Linked DNA regions of Homo sapiens: region 2 is linked to region 1. Evidence: chromatin loops called from intact Hi-C (ENCODE). Cell type or tissue: GM12878. All regions are shown on one strand. Each heading gives the region's core, and the rest is flanking DNA. Links, peaks and the distances in the headings are about the cores only.

The links. A loop is a pair of places that touch in the nucleus more often than their neighbours do. Peaks named below come from ENCODE experiments on the same cell type or tissue, not always from the same donor. Only the 100,000 strongest peaks of a DNase experiment are listed, where the experiment ranks them.
Region 2: a loop joins it to region 1, with 3 times the contacts of the local background. A loop is called at or near these places in 2 of 110 quality-filtered maps.

Annotation. Positions count from the first base shown.
Region 1 is chr13:102,590,304-102,593,225 of GRCh38, reverse strand. No RefSeq gene overlaps it. Among named protein-coding and RNA genes, the nearest start is that of TPP2, 5.2 kb to the left of the region's middle. RefSeq lists enhancers at 230-777, 658-987, 1,018-1,237, 778-1,327 and a silencer at 1,013-1,188. In GM12878, for the core only: a CTCF peak has its summit at 1,149; DNase peaks (open chromatin) are centred at 568 and 1,145; H3K4me3 peaks cover 1,016 bases; H3K27ac peaks cover 1,214 bases.
Region 2 is chr13:103,139,117-103,142,038 of GRCh38, reverse strand. No RefSeq gene overlaps it. Among named protein-coding and RNA genes, the nearest start is that of SLC10A2, 74 kb to the right of the region's middle. In GM12878, for the core only: a CTCF peak has its summit at 1,580; a DNase peak (open chromatin) is centred at 1,588.

The DNA.
Region 1 (2,922 bases), core at 106-2,605:
CTGAAATAGGTGCAAAAGAGAATCATGTCTTTCCGCCACAGGCACGCTGCCAGGCAGATAAGCTTAGAAAAAAGTGGTTGACTTCAGGCATCTGGAAATTGATTTCATCGAAACTATCCATGTACCAGTTTGAAACCCACTATTTTATATAACCCCTGAAATCACTTTAACTCAATACAGTCATTTACTGTTTGTCTTCAAGCCAAATGTTGTACATATTATAAGTGCTTACATTTTTTCCTCCTTTGATTTAATGACATTATCACTGGGGGGAATTTTTAATGCTAAGACAGTTTGTGTGACAGTTCATTGGATATTGGAAACAAGTAGAGAGTATAAGTAGAGAAACATGGATAATCTGTAATAATATATAATAATAAAACAAAAAAAAATGAGGAGGAGGAGGAGAGGCAAAAACAAGGTCAGTAGGCCTAGGCGTTGGTCATCTTATGGAGGGTAAAGTATTAATAATAGGCTGGACGCACAGCAACTTCTCTCACCCAGCATTGTTCAAAGCAGGAAGTGCTGAGTCAGATGTTTTTCCTGTCACCTGCCCCATTTGAGGCTGCAATCCAAGGCACAGGTGCTGTGGAAGGCAATAGCTTTCTATGAATCGCCTTCCTTGCAACTATTGCTGCAGCCTATCGTTTAGAGAATATTTTAAAATTTAATTTTCCAAGACTCTAGAGATTGCATAAGCATCCTACATGTGCCAGCCGCTGGGCTTTGAAATCTTCCTCTGCCTTGCAGCGAGGCCGCACCTCCCGTGGGCGGCTCCCAGCCCGTGATGGAAGCGAAGGGATGCTGGAGCAGATCTGTTTCGGGAGGCGGGCAATTTCGCGGACTGCTGTCTCAGGCTCCAGGACTCCCCGGCCGGCTTTGCCAAGTTGGACTGCGTGGTGGTCCAGGGCGCTTCCACCCAGCCTCTCTGCCTCTCCTATTTACTCGGCGTCAGACTTGCATCGCGGCCTGATGCCTCTCTCAGCTTTTTGTGGACCCTTGACTACCTGACCTCGCGCAGGCACTAACACGTATCCCTGCTCCTCACAACACGTCCGCCCCCACCCCGAGGACCCGAAACTAAAATAGCTCACACCAAAGAAACAGGTTCGGATGCATGAAGGTTCGCCACTGCTGCCCCCCAAAGGCAAAAGCCGTCGTTACCGTTTCTACCAAAGATAACTGAGTCCAAAAGCCAGGGCGACCTGATCAGCAAAGTTTAAGTTACAAGGCCGTGCCTGGCTGTATGGAAGCCTGATCAAGTAGTTCTGATTTCTTACCTGGAGAGCAGGACTGAAAATGTGGGAAATTCCATAAACATAGGAAAGCTTTCCAATGATGCCAGGAAATCGTGACAAATATCCACTTTGCTAACATACCTCCAAACCAAAGTAAACTACACAACATCAAGTTCCAGGTACTTGAGCCTCCAGTAATAAAATGGTAAACTAAGCAGTTTGGACCAGGCCTTCTGGTGAAAGTGAGAACTGGACAATGTATGAAAAATATCTGCTTGAAAGATACCTTCCTGAAGGATCAGAGAGCTAACAGGGTGGTGAAGAGTTCGCGTAAAAGACATAAATTCAGAGACTTAAGCCTAACATTTGAGACAGCTTTGCCTTTCAGGGCATTTGCCAGTGCGTAAAGAGGTAGCTGAGAGACAGAATTTTTTTTTACAGCCTCCCAGGGCTATGGGTACAAGAGTGGAGGCCAGAGCCTGCCAAGAGTGGGAACAGCATGGAAAACCTATATTTTGGGTTGAGGCTGCAAAGTCCACACCCAACAAATAGGAATAAATTGAAAGTAAACTTAGACTGGCCCCAGAGGGATATCACATTATAGATAATATTAAGTCCTGAACTTGGATCAAGGTGATTATTCTCAATGGTATATGTTCATTGGAATCATCTGGAGAACCTTAAAAATATCGCTACTTGAGCCCACAGATTCCCAGAATTCCAGATATTCTGATTTAATTGGTCTGGATTTTCGCCTGGGCATTGAGATATTTTATATCTACCCAGATTATTCTAATGGGTAGCCAAGGCTGAAACCCACTCAGCTAGTTCTGCCTGGCAGAAGCAAAATACTTTAAAATACCTATATTTACTCCATTCAGGAAGATAAAGATATAGTTGAGCATTTGGGCAGAAAATCAGAAACTTAAAAAAGACAAAGCCAATTTAGAAAGAGCCAAAAAGAAATTTTAGAACTGAAAAATACAAAAGCAAAACAAAATTAGGAACTCAGTTTCTTAATTAAGAAACTCGGTTTCGTAATTAAGAATGAGTTTCATAGTTACTGTCATTTAGCCAAAAAGAATTATAAATTGCAAGAAAATACTAAAAAATACCTGGAAAAATAAAAGGATGAAAAACACAGAAGAGATGAAAAGAGTAATAGATGTAATAGTGGGAAGTTCTAACAAGCTTTTAAGAAATGAGAAAGAAAATGCTTTAGAAGCAATATCTGAGAGTTGAAAGCCTATATATTCAAAAAGTCTGATGGCCCTGAAGCAAGATAAATTTTAAAAAATCTACATCTGGGGACATCATAGTAAAAAAAAAATGAAAAGGCAAGAGTAGTTAGAGAAAAAAGATTACTTTCAAAGAAGCAGCAATTGATTGAGAACCGATTCCAAACAGAAATGAAGAAAACCAGGAGACAATGAGACGACAGCTCACCCATGCTGAAAGAAAATAATCGCCAACCCAGAATTCTGTAGCTAATGAAAACATCCTTCAAGAAAGAGAACATGATCAAGACATCTTCAGAGACGCAAAGGCCGAGGCAATGTGTCACCAGAAAGACAGCAAAAAGTAAATACTAAAGGATATTCTTTGGGCAAAACAAAAATGGGCCAGGCACAGTGGCTCACACCTGTAATCCCAGCACTTTGGGAGGCCAAGGTGGGTGGATCGC
Region 2 (2,922 bases), core at 266-2,765, 550 kb before region 1:
AGAGGTGGCTGGTATTCAAACATCCTTTCATTTGTTCCTGTGTTGGTGAATTGAGTATTAATAAGCCACAACCATGTGTCTGGCTGGGACAGAGACATGAAGAACAGACCCCTGAATCTCAGTTCCCAGATGTCTCAGATAAGCTGACCGATAATGACACACTGTGTGCCAGGTACTCTGATGAAGGTGTGTAACAGTGATGTGAGGACAGAGAGGAGGAATGCCCAACCCAGCCTAGGTCAGATGAGGGGTCGTGGAGGCATCGCAGAGAATCCCATTCTGAGTCGGATCTTAAAGGAAAAGCGAGGGTCCTCCTGGCTCCCCTTCTTCAGTGACTACAACAATGGCTTTGTGCTAAGAAATAAATGAATCAAAATTTAAAATAAGACAAAGTTAACAGTTGGATAGTTAATGAATAGATGGATCAGTTAATTAATGAGTTAATTAGATATAAAGAGTACTTCAGTCATGTGCCAGCCACGGAGATGAAAGATTAATGTATTCATAGAGAGATAAGCAGTTTGGTTAAGCTACAACTATGCTTTTAGAGGAGGAACAAGAAATGGGACGAGAGAAGTAGGTAAGAAGAAAATAATGTGAAGGAACAGGGACTAGATACAGAAGAAACACATGGTGTTGCTCTTGGAAAAGTCCAGCAAAAAAGAGAAAAGAGGAAGGAAGGCGGGAACATGTTTGAGAGACACCAAGGACTAAGGATACCAGAGGTAGTGACGGAAACATAATTCCTTGGTTTCTCACCTGGGCCACTGTAAGAAAGAAGATTGAATTGACCAACCTTCAGACCAGAGGTAGGGCAGATTTTGAAAGTGAGGGGAGTGACAAATCCAGTTTGCTTTGAATTAAATGTAAGACATAAGGTGGAGCATTGATAAGAGAAATCCGTAAGGAATGGACCACCCATTCCCAGTCTTCAATGAGGAGATGGGACTAAATACGGATCTCTGGGTTACCAGAGGACATACATGATAGTTCACGTCTTTGGGGTGAATGAGATTGCCCGGGGAAAGAGGGAAAGTACCCAGCGTGGAGAGAAAAATGCTAAACATCAAGGCCTGGGCAACTACAAGTATCTAAGAGGCTGCCTAAGGAAGAGAAATCCACAAACCAGACTTCGAAAGCATCTCTGAGAAGGGAGGAATTGGATATATTGGTATGTTGAGTAACAAAGGCCAGCTGAGCAGAAGTCAAAAGCAGGAAGGTCGGAATGATTAATGGATCAAAAGTTCTACTATCTCACAGACTTTAATTATAAAACATAAACTTCATTTTCAAAGAATACATCTTTCTAAGAAATCAGCTAAAAGGGCACTTTCTTAATAACGAATCACTTTTTCTTTGCCATCTTTCTCATTTTAAGGGTCTCCTTTCAGCTACTCCAGTGCTAAAATGTATTTCTAAAACCTTCCAGAAAAGCTGAGGCAGGAGCAGAGGCTGGGTTCAGATATGGGGCCTTGAGATAGAGTTTGGATGTTATTCTCTGTGAAATGGGAAGCTTCGAACCATTCACATTCAGCAGCCCTGGACTGCAATACCCACATTTTATCAGTAGGTGCTGATATCTAATAAGACATGGTTGCTCAAGACCTCAGTTACAAAGAAACCCGAGGACATGGATGGGTCTGGATAGCTGATGGTTCACCACTGTAAGCTACGGATCTGTTCCCCGCACCCCTTTACATTTTTAATGGATTGTTCCCCTAAATCTGTCTATACTTATAGTATAGCATATTCTATGTTTAGATCATTTTATTGTTATATTGAGAAAATGGAAGCCATAAGAGGAGTTTCCTCATTTTGACACCACCAAGTTCACCAGCCTCTGCATATCTTTGTCTGTCCTCTGCCTTTCCTCTTCAGACACATCAAGTGCCCCAGAGGGAATCAAAACCCACCCTTCACTTAGTGCTCTGTGCCTATCCTCACTCACCTTTGCGAATGCTTTACTTGGTTACTCTCAGGAGTTATCTCATCTCCTATCTCATCTGCATTTTTAATTTAAATTGTATTTGTATAAATGTATGGGGTCTAAGTGTAATTTTGTCACATGTCTGTATTGATAGTGGTGAAGTTGGGGATTTTAGGGCATCCATGATCCAAATAATGTATATTGCACTCATTAAGTAATTTCTCATTATCTACCCATGTCCACCCTGAAAGTGCTTTGAGTCTTCATCATCTACCATTCCCACTCTATGTCCATGTGTATGTTATTTTGCTCCGACATGTAAGTGAGAACATGCGGTATTTGTCTTTCTGTGTCTGAGTTGTTTTACTTAAAATAATAGTCTTCCATTCCATCCATATTGAGGCAAAAGACTTGATTTCATTTTTTATGGCTGAATAGTATTCTACTGTGTATATATGCTACATTTTCTTTATTCATTCATCCATTGATGAACATGGGTTGATTCCGTAGTTTTCCCATAGTGACTAGTGCTGCAATAAACAGATGAATGCAGGTATCCTTTTAATAGAATGATTTCTTTTCTTTTGGGTATCCAGATATCCAGATTGCCAGATCCTGTGGTCCTCCTAGTTTTAGTTCTTTGAGAAGTCTCCATGCTGTTCTCCATAAAGGTTGTACTAATTTATATTCCCACCAACAGTGTACAAACACTCTCTTTTCTCTGCATTCTCACCAACATCTGTTATTTTTTTCCTGCCTTTTTAGTAATAGCCATTCTGACTGGTATAAGATGATAGCCTCCCGCAGTACCAGAACTCTCCCTTTAAAATACAAATGTATGATACACCTTCCACCTTAACAATATTTAATGTACAAGTGTCCTAACTACCATGCAATGCCCCCTTCACAGCGTAACCTCAAGTAAAGGCTGTTTCCACTGTCTCTACTTTCTCGCTTCCCAATTTCATCACTGATTCCAAACAGATTTCTATTTC